Regions from separate parts of the Homo sapiens genome. Here region 1 is linked to region 2. The links are chromatin loops, found by intact Hi-C in ENCODE. Cell type or tissue: HepG2. All regions are shown on one strand. Each heading gives the region's core, and the rest is flanking DNA. Links, peaks and the distances in the headings are about the cores only.

Region 1 (10,896 bases), core at 2,047-10,046, 120 kb after region 2:
TGAAGTGGCTGTTCTGTGGTTCTGAGCTGGGGGCCCTGCCTGATGAAAAGTGGGGGTTGGGGGTTTCCAGTGTAGAGGGATGGGACTCCTCTCAATATGGTGGCTGTTGTGTGCTGAAGGTGCCAGCATAGTGACTCGACTTTTTTTTTCCTTCCCCAGCCTGAGGGCAGTTAAGGCAGTAGCACTGCAGCTGCAATGGTAAAGGGGCTGTGGGTTGACTCTGTGATTTCCTCTGCAGAGAAATGTTGAGCTTCTTTTGATTGAGGTGTTCAGGTAGGGCCAGGGTGGTGGTTCTGGAGTCCCAGGTAGAGTGGCCCTGCCCAGTGAGAAATGAAGTCTAGGAACTATATGGAGGACAGTCTAACCAATTTTCCATGAAGAAGCTGCATGGTGCAGGAGGGTCCACACCAGCCCCTCATCCCCTTGGACTCTCCAGAACTTGGAGGGAGCAAGAGCAAAGGCTGCAAAACAGCAATAATGGTGGCTCACCCCTTCCTCTGGGAGCTCTGTCTTAGGGAGGTACAGAGCCACTGCCAGTCTGAGAATGCTGGTTGGGGAGGCTGAAGTCCCTGCTCAGAAAATCCCACCCAGTTAGGAGAAATGGGATCAGGGACCCATGCAAAAAAAAAACAAAAAACAGTCTGGCTGCTTCTCCACAGGGCTGCTTCACTGTGCTGGGGATCCACTCCCAGTCTCTGGTCACCTTGGACTCTGTAGATCTCAAAGGCAGCAGCAGAAAAGACCAGGAAATGGCAAAGATGGTGACCTGTCCCTCCCTCTAGGAGATTCAGCTCTGGGGAGTGTGATGTTGGTGTTGGTGCTGGCCTGAGAACACCGGCAGTGGGTGGCTGAAATCATAGGTCAGTGGGTCTTAACCTACAGAGGTGTCATGGAAGTGAGGCCTGCAGACCATCACTGTTCAGCCCCCTGAAATCAGCCCTTTTTTGATCTCATAATAATTCTCTACACTTCCTCCCAAACATCCAATTCATTGTTTCCTTGACTTATCTTTTAGTCTGTTGTGTAATAATCATTAATTATAGCTTTGTGTTTTTGGCCATTTTTACTTTAGATCTTCACACTAGAGGATTGACAGATTTATTATATAGCACCATTACAGCACTTGGATATTCTGAATTTGATTATTAATTTACCTCTACATACGAGTTTTATAGTTTTATGGGTTTTTATGATAGTAATTATCATGTCATTTCCAGCGGGAGCACTTTCTTAAGCATTTCTTGTAAAGCTGGCCTAATGGTGATAAATTCCCTCAGCTATTGCTTGTCTGGGAAAGTCTTTGTTTCTCCTTCCAGTTCCAATTTTCTTAAGGATAGCTTTACCAGAGACAATATTCTTGATTGGCAGTTCATCTTCTTTCAGCACTTTGAATATATCATTCTATTCTCTCCTGGACCATAGGATTTCTGCTGAGAAATCAGCTGATAGGCCAGTGGGATTTATTTTACATGTGACTTGATGCTTTTTTCTGGCAACATTTAGCATTCCCTCTCTTTGCTTTTGACTTTTGACAGTTTGCCTGTAATGTTACTTAGAGAGGATCTTTTTGAGTTAAATAAAGTTGGGAACTTTTGAGCTTCCTGGATTTGGATGTCCACAATTCTCCAAAGACTTGAGACATTATTAGCTATTATTTTATTAAATAAATTTTCTGTTCCTTTCCCCATCTCTTCTCCCTCTGACACTCCTATAAACAATCACAGTCACACATCACCTAATGATAGGAACACTATTGGAGAAACGTGTCATTAAATTTTTTTGGTTTGGAACACACCATAGAGTGTAGTTACACAGATCCAGATGACACAGGCTACTACATACCTAGGAAATATGGTATAGCCTATTGCTCTTAGCCTACAAACTGGTACAGCTTATTACTAAACTGAATACTGTAGGCAGCTGCAACACAACGTTAAGTATTTGTGTATCTAAACATATCTAAACACAGAAAAGATGCAGTAAAAACTATGGTATTATAATCTTATGGGACCACTGTTTTATATGTATTTAAATCATTGACTGAAACGTTAGATGGTATATGGCCATTTTTGCTTGCTTAATGTTGTCTCAAAGTCCCATAGACTTTCTTCAGTCACTTTTTGTTCTTCATTATTTTTTCCTTTCTTACTGAGTTATTTCAAAGGATGTGTCTTCAATTTAAGAAATTCTTTCTCCTTCTTGATCTTGTCTGTTGTTGAAGCTGTCAGTTGTATTTTTTATTTCATTCATTGAATTCTTCAAGATTTATTTAATGATATATATCTCTCTGAGTTTCTTATTCAGGTTATCAGTTGCTTTCCTGAGTTTACTGAACTGTTTGTCTACATTATCTTATATCTTGCTGAGTTTCCTTAAGATTATTACATTGAATTCTGTTTTAGAAATTTTATAAATATGTTTTTCTTCATGGTCTATTACTGGAGACTTATTGTATTCCATTGAGGGTGTCACATTTCCTAGATTTTTCTTTTCATTGTGTTTCTATACTGATGTCTGATCATCTAGCAGGACAGTTGGTGTTTCCAATTTTATGGAGTAGTTCTTGTAAAGAGAGACTTTTTCCTGTAGATAGGTCCCAGGATGTCAGTTGGGTATGGTGAGTTGGCTTTGTTTTAGAATGAACTTAGCAGCTTAACTGAATCTCCATTAAGTTTCTTTAGCCGTAGTCCTTGTCAGCAATGTTAGCAATTGCCTCAGTGACCTAGGCTACAGGAGTTTGTGATGGTGGTGACATGATTTTGCTGGGAGTAAATGCACTGAGCTGTTTGTCAGACATAGTACGTGCAGTCATGGCAAACCAATAAGTTTGTACAGTAGGATTTCTGGGGGTGGGAGTGGAGTGTCTCTACTGGGCTGGTTGTCACTCTGGTTGTTCATGGGAGAAGTAAGCCAGCAGGCTGTGTGGCTGACTCTTCAGGGATGCAGGGCTGCTGGCAGACACCACTGGGCCAGTCATGGATGCAGGTGTGCTGGTGGGCTGGCTGGCTGAGCAGTGCAGGCACATGTGGGCATAGCTGGACAGTTGGCTGTAAGGAAGCTTCCCCACTGTTTAAGTCCACCTGTTATTGGAAGAGAGTGTTGTGCTGCATGGGTTTAGAAACTGGGTCCTTGCTTGTTCTGTTGGGTCTAGGTTCCAGGCAGCCAAGATCTTGGTGCTGCAGTCATCAACATGAGTGTGGTAGAATGACAATGGGGCCTAAGCATGAAGAGAGTCAGTGGCTACTTGCACTCAGGATAAGATGCACTCTAGCAGTGATTTTGGTTTCACGATGGTTCCATGCATTAACAATTTAGATTGCAAAAAGTGGGGAGTGGGGGTCACCATGGGCTCTTACTCTGGGACAATGCAGCTGCACAAACTTCTGGTAACTAGCCAAACTGGATCCAGGGTCTTTGAGGACTTAGGGACTTTCCTGTATCAAGGACTGCTAGTCCCTGTGGCATCAGTGGCAACTACTGAGGTCTTATTTTACCTTTTCCCCATAAGAATTTCCTCCTGACTCTGAGCCAATCCTGACAGGGGAGACAGTGCTGTAGAGGCAGTATGTCTCACTGCCCCCCTCTATGGTGCTACCCTGTTTTCCATACACAGCAGGGATTTTACTGCTTTCTTGGTGCTCTCCAGTATACTTTCCCAGTTCCTCCAGTAAAGTTATAGCTGTTCATTTATTGTTTGAGTCTCTTTATGTGTGTGCATGGGGGGAACAAGTACAGATAACTCTAGTCAGCCATCTTATTAATGCCTATTTGTTTTTTAATCAACAATCGTTTTGATGGTCATTGTTCCAAGATTATTGATTTTTCATGTAACTCTAGGATGTGCCATTTCCATTAGCCAAGCTCCTTGTAATCCTGAAACCAAAGAGACTTACTTTTTCATTTCAAGAGATATATTGTTATGAATGGCTGTTAGAGAGGAATGACTTGTTTTTTCTACTCTACAATTCAGTGGTGCTAGGTTTCAACAGGTGTCTCCTGGATTTAAGCTTTTCAAGAGAATAAATTCTAGGTTGAGACACCAAAAATTTAACAGAAGTTATTGATTCTGTTACCCAATTGCTTGACAATAATTATTGAAGACAAATTAGTTCTTCCTTTTGTCCTCTCTTTCCAACAGAATATCACTCTTATTGCCAGAAAATATATTGTGTTGGGAAACAATAAAAGAAAAGCAATAAAAGAAAAAGATGAACAGGACTTCATTGGATAAATGGAAAATAACTGATCTCTTATCACTGTAAATTCTTAGAGACCAACTGCTGTAGCTGAAAAGGATCAATAAACCCACAACTAACATCAAACAACAGCATCTCTGTTAAACATAACCACTATACCATGGAGCTATTGTGCTATATCTCTTCTCTCATCTTAAAACAAATATTCGTATTTAAAAAAAGAGTTTTAGAAGTCTAACAGAGCCTTTATAAAGGCCATTACTCTCCAAAAATTTAGGGCCCATATCAATCTTTAAAGTTTTTATTTTCAATACCTAGCTTAGTACCAGAAACTTTTTTCTATATCTTCTTTCGTGAACTTCGGTAGTCTGAAAAAGACATGTCTGTGTTGGGGACCTCACAGCAAATGGTAGCTGGGAATCAGTTCTCTCTCTAGTTTATAATCCATTGCACTTCTAATAGAAATGATCAGGACTTATCGAATACACTGAATTCTGTCAACTCACATAGTGACAAACAATACAGCCAGGAATAATTTTGATGTAAACAGAAGTACTATAAAAACAACTAATAGAGTTTTATGTAGCTCTGCTGATTTCATTTTTGGTACTATTGCATAAATTTTGACCAGAAAAACATTCTGTCAGTGAATGAATTGGACTCAGGGATCTAGAACATTCTCAAAACCAGATAAAGGCTGTATTCACTTTATTCTTTGGGTGTGTAGGAGATCAGATATTCAATCTTTTCTTTTTAGTTTATAGATCCCAGATTAAGAGAAGCTAAATTCCAAAATCTGCATTTAGACATGAGGTAAATCATGAGACCCAGGCTTCACATATAATACTATGATTGAATGGAACTTTTAGAAGGTATTAAGCTGGGCTCAGCATATTTTTAATATGGTAAGAATGTGAATAATTATATCCAGAGAGGCTGGTTATTTGCAAAATTTATTTACTGATTATTTGCAAAAGAGGCTTTATTTATGCCCTTTCCTGTATCCATTACCTTTTGTAATTTCACCTTGAGACATTTCCCATCAAGATTGAAGTCTTTCTGTCTACATTTTGAATCTGAGTTAAGTTTGTGAGTAGAATGTGGCAGAAGATACATTGTGTTATTTCTGAGCCTAGGCTTAAGAGCACTTGCACATATCTACTCATTGTCTTGAATTATTGCTAATATTGTGTACAAAACCAAGGCTAGCTTTCTAGATGATAAGAAAGACGAGGCTCTCTTTCTCCTATTGCTCCAATCAATAGGCAGGCAAACCCCATAAGAGCTTCCTAGCTGACTAGCAGCTGGCTGACAACCCATTCAGGACCAGAATAACTTCCACTAGAGTTCGCCCCAATTTTTGATCCACAAAATTGTGAACTAAATATAGAATTGTTGTTTTAAATAATGCATGGTGTATGGACAGAAAAAGTAACCAATGGAATGAATGGAGAGTCTACATGCTAGGCATATAAGACCTTTTGATTTCCAAAAAAAAGTTGGGCCTGCTGGATGGTGAATAAAGAAAGATATTTTTCATAAATAATATTGAGGCAAATAAATAACCAAAACAATGTAATAATAATAATAATAATAAAGCTTGCCTCCTGCTTCACAAATACATAAATATTAATTTCAGATGAACAGTGGATCTAAATGCAAAAGGCAAAATGAAGTCTTCTGAATATTTTAACATGCTTGAAATACAAAGATATTGCTGAAGTGAAACAGAAAAAATGATGATCATAAAAAAGAGATTCATAAAATGGACTTCAAAAAAGGTCATGAACTCAAATTTTATGAAAAAGTACACGTAAGTACAAAAGGGCCAATAATGTTAAACATGTGCAAGAGTTTTTAATGTGAAATAAAAAAGTCAGTATCCCAAAATGTTAACATGAGAAATAAAATTAGAAAAAAGCATCGATAAATCAAGTTTGATAGAAAGCAAAGATGGTAGTAAAGTATTTAAATATACTTATAATTACAATAAATGTAAATGGGCTAAAGTCACCAAAAAAAAGAACAGAAATTGTTAAGTTTGATAAAAATGTAAATTTGTGCCATTTATCAGAGCCATATTTAAAAGACAATTAAAATAAAGGTTTAGACTAAAATAATGGAAGTTTAATATTAGATAAAAACTAATGAAAGGAAAAATTACATAGTTATAATAATAGACAAAATATATAAAGTTATGAAATGATAAAATAATTACTTTTTTCAGAAGATATAAATATTTTAAGCTTGTATCTACTAGAAGAGCCTTAAAGACCATAAAGAAAAAATGGCCAGAACTACCAGAGGAGAGACAAATCTTAAATCACAGTGGAAGATCTTTACAGATTTCTCCTGACACAATGAACATACACCAACATTCCTTTCAACCATGTCTATAAAATGTAATCAAACTTGTCATATACTAGGCTAGCCTCAACAATTAATATAAAAGCAATCACTATCATACAGATCAAATTCTGTCACCAGATTAAATTTATCTTGGAAATTGATAACAAAAATATGATTAAAACACCCAATATTTTTGAAAATGAAAAAATGGAAGCTCTACATACCTCATGGGTCAAATAAATGACCATAATGGAAATCAAAAGAGCATGTGTAATATGATGCCATTTAAAAATTATATTTCAGTACTGTAAATATTTTTGCCTAGAGGGATATCTAAAGAGTAGTCAGATAAAGGTCAACTCCAAGTATTTCAGGGTAATAGGATTTCACATGATTTTCATTTACTTCTGAAAAGTCCGCTTTTTTTTCCCACATGAAAATGTTTCATTTTAAAAAATAACAGTTTTATATCCTATTGAAACAGAGAAAGAGAAGCTTTAGGATGGTTGACTAGTTGCATTTCATGCTCACTTCATGCACTTAAAAGAGCCAAAGGAGTGTACAGATAAGCACACCTCAAATGCAATATCCAAGAGAGGGCAATGGAATTGAGCAGAAAAGTGACAGGAAACACTGGGAACAGAGAGGTAAGAGAGACAGCCTACTTGGTCAGGATCAGATGGAACCTGTAAGTGACTTCCTAATGCAGGGAAAAGGTAAGTTAGAGAGTTCTAGTGGCCCATATTCCCTCCAAAGAATCATACAATTCTGGTCATGGGAGAGGCCCTTGACCTTTCTAACTCCTGAAGCTGACACAGGCAGCCACCAGGAGACCATGGTATGAAACTGCTCTTGAGAGGGAGCTCATGCTGGATTCTATACACTTTCTGAGACCTAAGCAGCCGCTGCAAGGTGCCATTTTCAAACCTAACTTTTGGCAGACTGCATTCTGTTCTGGGACCCAGAAGCATTGGGTCTGGGGCATTAGGGAAATGTGTTGTTGCTACTGAGACTGCAGTGCAAACTGGGAGTGCTCCTGCAGCTGGGGCTGAGAAGCCAGTGAGGCATGAACCGCAGCTGCTGGTGCTGGGAAGTAAGCACTGCCAGGACTGAGACTGAAATGCTAGCAGGGCACAAGTTGCCAGTGAGACTTAGTTAGGGACTGGGCAAGGGCTTTTGCAGCTGGGGTTGGGGAGTAAGCCCTGTCAAACTGGGGCATAAGAGAAAAACATCTTCCCTACCTGCTTACCCAGGCTATAGCCAGCAAGGTCACCCCAACCTCTCCAGTGGAAGGACCTCAGCATGGCTCACTTGAACACTCTGCCTTGTGTTTGAGAATCATCCCACCCCTGCCCACCATGGGCGGTGCCTCCTACTCTCAGCATTAGGATGCCTGAGCACAAGCCTGCCTTACACCTCCCCAAGACAGAGCACATAGCCCAGCGTCTTGGGGATTGCCCAGCCCAGTCAACATCTTGGGCACCTCAGCACTCCTCCCAGAAGCCTGGAGTTGGGCCTAAACTCCCATTTGCTGTTACCTCAACTGACACCTACCTTCAAGAGTCATCAGCAGGCCTGGAGACTAACTCACCCAGCCTACCGCAGCCATTGACAAAATCAATGTATGCTGCTCAAGACTCAGATAATCATCCCACCACTGCCATTACCCATGCTATGCCAGCTTCCAAGGGGCCCCAGAACCCACCCACCTACCCATTTCACCATTGCTGCCATTAGCAGCTGATCAAGCCGCTTGGAGGCCAAAGAATTGGTCCACCAATAACTGCCAACCCAGTGCCAGTATAAATCACTATTTGGCACAAATATAGGCATGCTTAGCACACCACTGCCATCACTGGAGCCTGGAAATTTGCTCAACTGGCATCCCAAGCCCCCGTGCAACTTCACCAAACAGCTTCCGTTAATAATCTCACCCCAATGTGCCAAATAAATCACGTATACCCCAGCACTGTTTACAGCCAAATAAATCATACAGATACCACTACTGCATGCACCCAGAATCAAAGCCAAAGTGTGCTACCCAACAAACACCATAGATACACCTTTATGAAAAAGTCCTACCTTGTGAAAGTAAATTCAAAAATAGGAAGAAGCAACTGGTACACCAGATGCACAGATATCAATGTAAGGATGCAGGAAACATTAAAAAGCCAGTAAATATGACATCCCAAAGAAACCAAATTATTCTCCAGGAGTATATTTTCATCAAAAAGACATTTTTGAAATTCCAGATAAAATATTGATTTTAAAGAAGGTAAGATACAAAAGAATTCTTAAAAATTACAAATAAACAAGAAAGACAATTCAGTATATGAATGAGAAATTTACCAAATAGATACTTTAAAAGAAACACATAGAAATTCTGGAACTGAAAAAAATTCATTGAGGGAAACACAAAATACACTTGAAAGCTTCAACATTAGACTAGGTAAAGCAGGAGAAAGAAACTCAGAACTTGAAAACTGGTTTTTGAAATAATTCAGTACAACAAGAATAAAGACAAAGGAATAAAAAAATGACCAAAGTCTTTGTGACATTTGGAACATAAAGCAACTGAACATTTCAATTTTTAGAATCCCTGAGGTTAAAGAGAAATGAAAGAATTAGAAAGCACAATTAATAAAATAATACATATAAATTTCCCAAGTCTAGCAAGAGATTTAGAAATCCAAATACAGGAGGTTTAGCAATCCCCAGACAGATACAATGTAAAACGGTTTCCATGACATATTACAGTCAGATTATCTAAAGTCAAACATAAAGAATTAATACTAGACAGCAAGAGAAAATCATGTGGTTACCTATAAAAGAAACCTTATCAGAATAACAGCAGATTTCTCAGCAGATACCTTACAGGCCAGAGAAGAAAGAGACAAAATATTCAAAGTGTTGAAAAAAATAAACTGCCAGCCAAGAATAATACATCCAGCAAAATTATTCTTTATAAATGAAAGAGAAATAAGGTCTTTCACAGACAAGCTAATGTTGAAGAAATTTATTACCACTAGACTGATCCTACAAGAAATGCTGAAGGGAGTCCCACATCTGTAAGTGAAAAGAGAATATTTACCATTATGAAAATACTAAAGTATAAAGCTCAGTGGTTAAGCAATGACTCAGAGGAGAAAGAGAAAGGACTCAAAGATAACACTATAGAAGTCCACCAAGCCATCATGACAGCAATAAGAGCAAAGATTATATAAAACAACCAGAAAACAGTGAACAATATGACAGGAACAAAGCCTCACATATCAGTAATAACCATGTATGTAAATGGATCAAATTATCTACTTAAAAGATATAGAATGATTCAACTGATAAAAAGACATTATTCAATTATGTTCTTACTAGAAGAAACTCACCTTACCAGTAAAGACACATACAGACTGAAAGTAAAGATATGGAAAAAGATATTCTATGCAAACAGAAACAAAAAAGGCAGGAGTATCTATACAACAAACTTTAAGTCAAAAAAAAAATTTAAAAAGACAACAAAAGCCATATATAATGATAAAAGAATCAATCTGATAAATGAATATAATAATTCTAAATATGTATGTACCTAACAATTGGAGCACCCAAATACATAAAACAAGTATTACTAAATCTAAAGAGAGAGACGAACTGTAATACAATAATAGTGAAGTACTTCAACACCACACTTTCAGCATTAGACAGATAATCTATACAGAAAACCAGCAAGGAAACATTGAATGTAAACTGGACATTAGAACAAATGGACCAAATAGACAATTATAGAACATTCTGTTCAACAGCTGCAGAATATACATATTTTCATCAGCACATGGAACATTTTCCAGGCTGAGCCATATGTTAGGTCACAAAGCAAATCTGAAAAAAATTTTAAAAATAAAAATCATATCAAGTATCTTCTCTAGACCATAGTGGAATAGCACTAGATATTAATACCAAGAGGAACTTGAGAAACTATAGAAATACATGGAAGTTAAACAACATGCTCCTGAATGACCATTGGGTCAATGAAGAAATTCAGATGGAAATCAGAAAAATTCTTGAAACAAATGAAAATGGACCCATCATGTACCAACACCTGTAGGATACAGCAAAAGCAGTATTAAGAAGGAAGTTATAGCAAGAAATGTCTGGAACAAAAAAGTAGAAAGATTTCAAATTAACAGTTTAATTATATACCTCAAGAAACTAGAAAAGCAAAAACAAACTAAACTCCAAATTAGCAGAAGAAAGGAAATAATAAATATCAGAGCAGAACAAAATGAAATAGAGACCAAAAATGCAAAAAATCAACAAAATGTTAGTTATTCATAAAGATTATATACATACATAAATT
Region 2 (10,896 bases), core at 1,856-9,855:
CCACGCTGGTGTGGTAAAACATCATGAGAGGCTGTGGTTGAACATTTCCCCATGTACAAGGAGAAGGATTTCCAGAAAGTAGATAGAATGGTAATGAGCATGGCAATTACAAATAAAGCCTTTGTTTTGAATTGGTAATTGAAGAAATATGCAAAAAAGTATGCAATTCTTCATTTTGAAATCTTTTAAATCCTCAGACATCTTGAAGTAAAAATGCCTCTGGAATGTGGCATAACACTTAGATCCTTTAGAAATTTAGATCAAAGGTGAGAATCATCAAAGTGTTTGTAGGTTCAAAGTAAAAAAATATACCAGTTCTGAAATACAAGAGTTATGTTGAGACGGTTTTTTGTCTCTGTGTGTCTTTATGAGGAAGTGCTTCTTGAACCTTTTAACCCTATAGACTTGCCAGTTTGAGTGGAAGAGGTGACATTTTCCTTTAAGCTACAGGTTGCATTCTGTTCAGATCCTCAAGCATCAAGGTCAGGCTCTGTTCAGAATAACTGAATGCTAATTGACTTGCTGGGAATTAATGTGCATTATCTTGTTTACACCAGTGTTCTGTTGGCAGTTTGTAAATCATTCTCTCCGGCAGGCTCTGACATGGATTTGAAGTTTGTTTCTGTTTTATAGGAGTTGGGTTAATCTCTAGCTATGCTAGAGGGTTAGAGAAATTAGACAGAATGAGAGAGGGGGGACCTCTCCCCTGCACATTTCTATATCATGAATGATTGTCAAAATTGACAGTGATTGTGCAGCCTGCATTTACCTCCAGGTAAGAAACAGGCTGGCTATATAATTATGCTAACGCTTTCCAGGGAATTTATTTTTTGTTCTCTATCTTTGCCAAATGTACACAGGCTCCTGCTTGCTTGAGCATTTTCTCAGCAACCAACCAACCAACACACACACACACACACACACACACACACACACTCTCTCTCTCTCTTATAAAAATAGGCACAGACTGGCTGGCACACTCATAGAGACCATGCAAGGTGACCTCAGTGATTTGTATGGCTACTCCTCCCCGTGGTCCATTTCTCAATGCAGTGGGCATTCTTCCAAATACACAGCAGCTCTTTGTGCAGTAATCACTTTGCCTTCTATTGAAACCCCAAGAAAGAGGTATACAGTTCCCCTACATATTGCTCTGCTTTTGGTCTACATTAACTATGATCCTATAAGAGGTGTGGAACCACAGCAACTCCAACTTGGATAGGAGCTGGGTAAAATGAGGCTGAGACCTACTGGGCTGCATTCCAAGATGGTTAAGGCATTCCAAGTCACAGGATGAGATAGGAGGTTGGCACAAGATACAGGTCATAAAGACCTTGCTGATAAAACAGGTTGCAATAAAGAAGTCGGCTAATACCCACCAAAACCCAGATGGCCACGAGAGTGAACTCTGGTCATCCTCATTGTTACGCTCCCACCAGCATCATGAATTTACAGATGCCATGGCAATGTGAGGAAGTTATATTATATGGTCCAAAAAAGGGAGGCATGAATTATCCACCCCTTATTTAACATTATCATCAATAAATAACCATAAAAATAGGCAACCAGCAGCTCTTGGGGGGCTGCTCTGACCATGGAGTAGCCATTCTTTTATTCCTCTGCTTTCTTAATAAACTTGCTTTCACTTTACTCTAGAGACTCGCCCTGAATTCTTTCTTATGTGAGATCCAAGAACCCTTTCCTGGGGTCTGAATTGGGACCCTTTTCCGATAACGGTCCCACTGTTGTTTACTTTTCTTCTCGCTAGCTAGCTATGTGATCTTGGGCAAGTCACTGTGCTTCAATCTCCTCATCTCTAAAATTAAGGGATTATACTCCTTAGGTGTATCCTGGGTTTCATGCTTCTTTTTCCTTTAGTTCTAGGAAGCAAAATAGTTGCTAGCACCAAAACTGCTCATCTTGGACTTTAAGCTTGGAGGAACCTGTAGGGCTGTAGCGAAAACTATGGTGACAATAGAGGCTTTATTTGGAGTTCCAGAGCTGCCTCTGAGTTAATGTGCAACTGACCTTTGGCAAGTCTGTTGGATCTTCAGTTTTCTCCTCTGTAAAATGGAGATAAATAGAGTTTCTTGCCTGTCCTGCAGGGCTGTGATGAGAGAGTGTATTGCAGTGAGTAAAGTGCTATATGGTGCAGAGGATGATAAATTATCCAGGTTTGTCTGACCAGTCCTTTTAACTAGGGAGATGGCATCAAGCTAGTCCCAACCCACAAGTATCCTCACTAGCAGCAGCTGCAGTGCTCAGTCTAGTTCCATAGGAGAATCCTTTAGAGATGAAGATGCCTGGACTGCACCTCAACACCACCCAATCAGAATTTCTAGGGGAAGTCTCAGGTGTAAAAAAAAATGCATGTGCAGCCAGGTTTGAGAACAAGTGATCTAAAGACAAGGAAATCTTACCACCCCCTCAGTCTCAAATCCTGATATTCATCGTATGTGACAGGATGTCCCTTATCACATCTGATGCCTGAGGTGTTGTGTAAGACAGAACAGAGTCTGCGGGGGACTGCCCTGCTGTAGCCTTCTTATTAAACTTGACAAATATACCTTCTAGTCTTATTTCATGGTTTTCTTCCCCATATATTGAATGGAAGGAATCTCTCACACTACTATTGGAAATGAACTTTCTGAGCACTGTGTGTCTTTTGGGAATGAGGCGAGGTTCAGCTTGAACTATATTTAGCCCCGTCTAAGCCCCTCTTTTAAGTAGTAACTAGGGCACAATTGAACTTTATCTTTCGCCGTTTGGAAAACCAAAGTAGTAGAAGACGATAGGGAAAGAGAAAGCAAAACAAATGGGTTTCTACTTATATACTTTTGTTACCAGTTAGAGCCTGTTTAGAACTGGCCACTGGTTCAGTTCTGTGCCTAAGGAACAGCTGTGGGAATGAGTATCTGGAGTTTATGCAAACTGCTTCCAGGTAACAAAGGCTTAGGCTAAATCTTTCTCTTTACTGTTCTGCTCTGGTTCCACCATGTCAGAGAGTAAACTCATGCTAGATATTTCAGAGCCATAGTACTAAGCAGTGCCATTAAGAACCTCAGAGCAGGCTGGGAGCGGTGGCTCACGCCTGTAATCCCAGCACTTTGGGAGGCTGAGGAGGGCGGATCACGAGGTCAGGAGATCGAGACGATCCTGGCGAATATGGTGAAACCCCGTCTCTACTAAAAATACATTAGCCAGGTGTGGTGGCGGGTGCCTGTAGTCCCAGGTACTCGGGAGGCTGAGGCAGGAAAATGGCTTGAACCTGGGAGGCAGAGCTTGCAGTGAGCCGAGATTGTGCCATTGCACTCCAGCCTGAGAGTCAGCAACACTCTGTCTCAAAAAAAAAAAAAAAAAAAAAAGAACCTCAGAGCAGGTGGCAGTTGGAGGGAGGAAGAGAAAGAAAATAACCCCATCCCAAATATGTGATTTGAAATAAAAGACGCAAAGCAAATTCTCAGGAGGTGGCCTTTTTATTTGTCTTTATTTATTTCACTTTAGTTTGTCAGTGAAATGAGATAAGAACATCTATCTCCTGCTAAATAGGGCCCACGTTCTTTTAGGTAAGAATGTAATGCTGGAGGAAGGCATTTCTGGAAACTCGGTTTAATCTATTTCTGGGGTAATGGACTTGCACAGCGGCCTCAAGTGCCACCGTTAATAGCTTCTTGCTTCTTCCAGCAGAAATGCACTAGAGCTGTGTTCAGATGTGTGTCCACTTTGAGGGAAAGAACAACAGAAACTTCTCTGGGAGAGGGGGAGAGTGAGAGAGAGAGAGAGAGAGAGAGAGAGAGAGAGCGAGAGAGAGAGGGAGAGAGAGAGAGAGAGAGAGAGAGAGAGAGAGAATTAAGCACATTCTTTAATCCAGCAAGAAAAAAGAAGAAATTACCTTAGTGCATGCTCCTACCGGTATAAACAGAAGCATTAGGGAAAAAGCTAGTTTCTTCATGACTGAAAAATATTTAGAACATAGAACTTGGGCTCCTACTTCTCTATATTTCCTTGGTTGCTTTAATCCTGTGAGCTTTCGGCTCCAGGGAGAAAGTCTAAAAATACTACCTCCTATTTGTTCAAAAGCAAGTAACAAAGGTGGAAGGGTCCTGCTTTTGCCTTAAAGGAAAAAAGAAATATGAAATCTTAGTGTTTTCATTTTTAAACTCTAAATCAAAGTGTGGCTTTAGAATATTGTGTTTTATTTTTATTAGGCAATGTGGAGGCATGCAACACAGATTCAAATGGTGCAAAAGGAAATACATTGGAAAGTTATTCTCCCTCCTAGCTTTATCCAGGTACTCCAGTTCCCCTTCGCTGAGGCAACCTCTGATGTTAGTTCTTGTGAATCTTTTCAGAGATATTCTTTGCATAGCAAAGTGTGCGTGTGTGTGTGTGTGTATGTGTGTGTATATGTGTGTGTGTATGCACAGATTCACATGGCCCTTTCTTCCTTCATTTAACATAAATAGTTGCATTCTACACACATTATCCTGCCCCTTGTGCTAGTCACTGAAGAAGTTGTCTGAGAGGTAATTTTATATTAGGACATAGAGACCAATCTTCTTCATTTTAATAGTTGTAAGAAGTTCACTGAGGCAGATATTGTAATTTTTTTAACCAGCTGCTCCAATACCAATTTAGCCTGTTTTGATTAATTTGCCACTACAATGTTGGAATGAATATTCTTATACATATACCTTAAAGTATACAATATTTTTGAATCTTAAGTTGCCACAATGTAAATTGATTTGCACATCTCTCTTCTTCCATGGTTGCAAGCTTCTCCCAGGCTAAGCAGAGATCTTTAGCAGATTTAATTGTATTTTATGTTTGAAATATCAACTGCAGGTCAGAGTGTATTGCTGTTTTCTGGATGTGAGATTTCCCTTGGGTTTCATTTAGCTGTTACCAACCTAGCCAGGGAGGACAGAAGTTTGAATTGTGTTTCCACACAGCCACCCGATCAGTTATTGAGCAAATATGACCCTTTCTGCTGCAATGGTAAGGTCACAAAAGTCACCTGAACAGCCTGAAGAAATCAATCCTACGGTGATCGAGGAACCACCTCTGACTTAGGGCTTTCTGAATGCACAGAATTTCTGACTCTGCATTGATAAGGTCATACATATGTGTGTACCAGACCTCAGGACTCCCTAGGGTTCTGGTTTTCAAAACTCTGAATAAATAGAAACTGGAACACATTTGGAGTGAGACTGAAGTCTCTGGGAATATTGAATCTTTGTACTTTTATTTTTTAAGTAGCAAGTATGTTTGGGCCGATAGATAAATCGGAATGTAATCATGCAGAGACAGTGAGGTAATCCTTCCATTCATCAGACGCAGGGCCATGCAAAGATACCAAGGTTGTCATTAAAACGTGGAAGCTTCCTACTTCTTGGTAAAATAAGTAGAGGAGGTTTGTTTTTACATTGATAAAGGAAAAGGAAAGCACTATCAGCAAAGAGGAGACAGGCAGTACCAAGATGAAAAGAATACAGGTTGAGAGTTATAAGACCTATACTTAGTTCAAATGCTGCATGATTTTTAGTTAGGACCAAGTCAGAAAACTGAAGTCAAGCTTTAAAAAAAAAAACAGAGTAAACATATTTGTTCTACAGATTGTCTTGATCTGGGGATATAAGAAGCCGTAATGTACTCAGCCGCGATTCACCTCTCAGCTTTGTTATTCTCAGGCTCCACATGGTGGTATAATGGCTGCCAAAAGCTCCTGTCCTTCCAGGCTCAAGGCTGGCTGGTAGAACAGCTTCTCTTCCTCTAAGAGTTCAAACAAAAGTCCTGGATGGTCAAGGGTCAAAAGTCAGAGAGCTCTTAGCAAACTAATGAGGTTACAAGGTGCTTGGTTCCCCCAAATTCATGAATGTCCAAAACAGCCTCTCAATAGGTATAAGGCTTTGGCTCACTTAATTTCTTATTGTTTTACTTTCCTCATTTGTAAAATATGGTTGAATTTTATAATCTTTGTGTCCTCCTCCAAATCTGAACTAATTTCCCTTCTTCCTCTTTTCCTTTGCTTTTCCACATTTATTGAGAATTTACTCTAGACGGGTATTCTACTTCCTATTCTTGATTGTTTATATTTTAATATGTATAAGAAATACATATGCGTCTAAAGAAGAAAACATTTCTAATCTAATAGAGATAAGTATAAAGAGCAATAGGAACACGGAAGAGGGAAGAATTATATCATTTATGGTAATAACATTTGAATACAGTTTGAAACTTGACCAGAGTTCCACAAGTTTGTGGTGTATACATGTTTGTGGTTGTATACAAGGAATAGAAGTGTGAAGCTGAAAATACTGAAAATGAGAAAAGTGCAGTGGTAAATTCACCCATACTTACATATTTATTTACTAGAGTCATCTACACTATTCTGGTAGTACCCAAGAGGATTGAGGACAGTACAGAGACCAATCAAAAGTCACTAACCAAATAATTAAAGAGTAGACAAGTATAGTTTCTGAGCAAGTATCACGGAAGTAAGTTAGAAAATAAATACTGAAGGATAATTAGGTAATAATTTCAGCTTGATTATAAAGGAACAAAAAAGAATTAACCGAACCAAACTAAACCACATCATCACCATCACCTCCCTCCAGAAAAAGTTCATAGTGATTTATAGTACATAGCCCAGTGAAGTGAGAAATTAGGGAGATAGGATTTTTTTTTTCTAAAATCTTGAAACATGGAAGTCTCTCCAGTGATGGATTGTGTATTCATATTGGAGGTCAGAGGAATGAATTAGAAGGCTTTCTAAAGCCCTAGAGTCCTTACATTCTCTAATATCTTTGTTTTACCTAAATGGCTGTTCTATGAGGTGACTTTATCCCAAATGAAAAATTGCTGCTACATAATAGTTGATACCAATTAGAAGGCAAATGTGGTGGTCCAGGGAACTATTTTAAATAATACAAAGGAATTCCATTCTTTCTAAATTCGGAGGAAAAGAACCAGAAATATCAGGACAAAACATTTACATTCTCCTCCAGAATGCCAAAAGGCACCATAGAAATGATCATTACAAGGACAGAAACTGTTGGAGTGGGAGGCAGTCAACCAGGGACCAAAGATTGAGTTTTCCTTTTCTACCTTTCCATCCTACCAGTTTTTCCTCAAGTGCTTTCTCGAGAGAATATATGTACTCACTTTTCTAGGCAGACTTAATTACAGTCTTATTTAGAAATAAGACTGGTTTACTTTATCCTTTTAAATTCCTTCCAGGACTAGTGTAGTTTCTATTACAATGCCTTAGGCATTAATAGTATCAGAAAACTAAATATGTAGTCTTGGTTCTAATGCAAAAAGGAAAGGTATGTTTCAAAAAGAAGAAAAGGGATGAGGGTGGGAGTGAGGAAGACTCTTTCCATTTAATGTTCACTTTTAGTAGGAATACAAATATTTGTGATTGGCATTGTGATTTTCACACTGCAGATGAACATCAGTTTTCTGCAATGATGTGAATTAATTCTTGAAGTAGTCTAACAACAAAAAATAATTTTTAAGCACATATTAGGAGGAATAAGTTGTGCTAGGCACTGTGGAGAATGTAAAAGACATAGTCATCACCCTCAGGGGGCTTCTATGCTAATGGGAGATGTGATTAGACTGATGCAGGCATTTGCTTTCCCTACCAAAACCACAATTCATAGCCTTAAGGCATGTCCTATTCACTGTCATGCTGTATAAATCTTCAATGATGCATAACAAATGATCACCTAGTTATCAACTTAAAACAACACACAGTTATTATCTCACAATTTCTGTGAGTCAAAAGTGTGTGCATTATTTATATGCTATTTTAAAAAGGTTGCAATCACAGTGTTGTGTGTTCTAGAGGCTTGGATAGGGAAGAATTGGCTTCCAAACTCATACAGCTTTTTATTGGCCGTTATCTGGAGACCACCTTCAGATTCTAGAAGCCACCTGCAGTTCCTGGCCATGTGGTCCTCTCCATAGGCAGTTCCAAATATGGCTGCTTACTTTTGCAAGGCCAGCAGGCTAATCTCTCCCTCCAGCCTGTTAAGATGGACACTTCTATAATAAAATATGATCATGAAAGTGACATCCCATTACCCTTGCCGTATTCTATTGGTTAGAATCAAGTCACATGTCACACACACTTATGGAGAGATTATACAAGGGTGTCATTCATTGAGAGTTATCTCAGGATGTATTCCCCATACATGGTATTCTACCAGATTTTGCTTCTGACAAAGGAACTCGTTTTACAGCAAATGAAGGGTGCCAATGGGGTCATGTTAGTGAAACTCACTAGTCTGATCATGTACCTAATCACCCTGAAGCAGCTGGCCTGATGGAACTGTGGAACCATTTTTTGAAGACTCAGTTAAGCATAAACTGGTTGGCAGTACCTTGAGGGTCTGGAGAAAATGTCCTCCAGGGTGCTGTATATGCTCTAAATCAGTTAAACTTCTGTGCTGTTTCTTCAATAGCCATATTCATGGGTCTGGGGATCAAGGGCTGGAAATGGGAGTGGCTCCTCTATTAACCCTAACGTTCCACTAGTGAAATTTTCATTTTCCATCTCTCCATCCCTAGGATTTGCTGGTCTAGAAGTTTTAGTTAACAATGAGGAAATGCTTCTGGCAGGAGATACAGCAATGGTTCCACAAACTGGAAGTTGAAAATCTCCCTGGAAACGTTGAGTTCTTTATGTCAATAAATCTACAATCAAAGATAAAGTTCTGGTACTGGTTCAGATATGTGATCCCGACCAGGTAGAGGAAATTTTGTTGCTACTCCACTATGGAGTAAGGAGGAGTATATCTGGGACGTAGCAGGTTTACCTGGGACACCTCTAAGCATTTCCATGTCCTGTGATTTAAGTCAGTAGAGAACTAAATAGGCCGATATAGGGAGGACTTCTAATGGCCTAGACCTTTTAGAAATGAATATTCAGGCCCCTCACCAGACAAAGGTGCTTGCTGAGGCCAAGAAATATAGAATAGGTAGAGGAAGGTAATTATAAATATGTAGTATGACCACACAATGGGTTGCTGTTATTATAAAATTATTTAATATTATTTGTTATATATATATATATCTCATAATTTTTCTCTCCTTTCCAATTTTCTTACCATACAACATATGATATATTAATATTAGTTGTGTGTGCCCTATTGCTGCTGTAACGAATCACCACAAATTTAGTGATTAAACCCAAATTTATTCTCATGTAGTTTTGGAGATCAGAAGTCCACAATCAGTCTCAGTCGGCTAAAATCAAGGTGTTGACAGGACAGGTTCCATCTGGAGGCTCTGAGGAGAGAATCTGTTTCTTTGCTTTCTCCAGCTTTTAGTGTTCACGTGTATTCCTATGTCTGAGGCCCTTTCCTTCATCTTCAGAGCCCATCACTCCAATCTCTGCTCTGGTATCCCATCACCTCCTTCTCTGCCTCTGTCTCCTCCTCTGTCCCTCTTATAAGGACTCTTGTGATTACGTTGAATACATCCAGATAACGTTGAATAGCCTCCTCATTTCAAGATCTTCTATTTAATTACATTTGCAAAGTCTCTTTTGTCATAAAACAACATTCACAGGTTCCAGGGATTAGGATGTGAACACATTAAGGATGTGTGTGTGGCAGGTACTAGTCTACCTACCACAATTGTTAAACTGGATTTCTCAGTATTTAAGTTTCAGGGTATCAAAGCAGATATGTGACTCAGCTAAAAGAGGAATAAATATTACCTAATGACAAAAAGGAATTTTATATTCTTTTATGGGGAAAAAGTCTGCTTTTGGCTGTATGAGATATGGTTCCATTAGTTAGAAGGAGACATGATTTTGCAATTGTTTTTGTTTGGAAGAGAAAGTAAGTTAAAAGATGTATTTGGATGGTAAGTGTATATAGATGTCAAAGTAGATTTTTGTCTCAGTTTAGCTAAAATAGAACTACATTTCCCAGAATCCTCTTTGTGTTTAGTTTAGAGATGGTGTGGACCACGAGAGATGTTTTGTGCGAGATTTGGCAGGCAGCAGTGGAGAGGCCATATTCCATTGCATGAGGACATGAGTCTAGGGCTTGAGGCACTGCATTCATGCTTATCTGCTAGCTCACCCAGTTGGTGTGGGGCAGAAGACTAGCACACTGCCCTTACAGCTCCTATTGGGCATTTTGTGTTTGCTTCTCCAACCTCTTGGCTAGGTACACGTTCATCTCTATGAAAAAGGACACAAAACTCTCCTAAAAGACACCTCCATTATAAAAGTTAACGTCTTAGAAGCTGTGAAGACCAGTGTGGCTTCTAGTCCATCACTGTAGGTTCCAGCTCAGTCTCACAAGCTGCAGATTGTTCTTGCTTCACATTCTTGATATATGTCTTCCTTTCCTGACTGCCACAAGTACATAAGGTCATATCTCTATATCACATTTTAATTTATTTGTTAGGATACACCTATATTAATATATACATTCAGATGCTGCATAACATTTCAATCAACAAATGACCACACATATGATGGTGGTCCTGTAAGATTGTAATTTCACATTTTTACTGTCCCTTCTCTATATTTAGATAGACAAATACCATTGTGTTACAGTTGCCTACAGTATTTAGTCCAGTAACTGCTGTACATGTTTGTATCCTAGGAGCAATAGGCTATACCCTATAGCCTAGATGTGTAGTAGGCTATACCATATAGGTTTGTGTAAGTTCACTCTGATGTTTGCACAACGATAAAATCACCTAATGACACATATCTCAGAACATATCCCTGTGGCTAAGCGATGCATGACTGTATGGTAATACATTAATCATATACATCTTCCAGTGGTTGTTCCTTTAATTGAATCCTGGCTCCTTGAGCAGAGGATACTTCTCTGCCTGGGATTGGTTTAGTCATATGACTGGTGT

The links. Peaks named below come from ENCODE experiments on the same cell type or tissue, not always from the same donor. Only the 100,000 strongest peaks of a DNase experiment are listed, where the experiment ranks them.
Region 1: it touches region 2 in a loop (8-fold over the local background); 1 of 110 quality-filtered maps calls a loop at or near these places.

What each region holds. Positions count from the first base shown.
Region 1 is chr5:110,219,938-110,230,833 of GRCh38, forward strand. No RefSeq gene overlaps it. Among named protein-coding and RNA genes, the nearest start is that of MIR548F3, 290 kb to the right of the region's middle. In HepG2, for the core only: no CTCF peak of the experiment used is centred there; no DNase peak of the experiment used is centred there.
Region 2 is chr5:110,104,902-110,115,797 of GRCh38, forward strand. No RefSeq gene overlaps it. Among named protein-coding and RNA genes, the nearest start is that of LINC01848, 230 kb to the left of the region's middle. In HepG2, for the core only: no CTCF peak of the experiment used is centred there; DNase peaks (open chromatin) are centred at 1,980 and 4,990; H3K4me3 peaks cover 427 bases.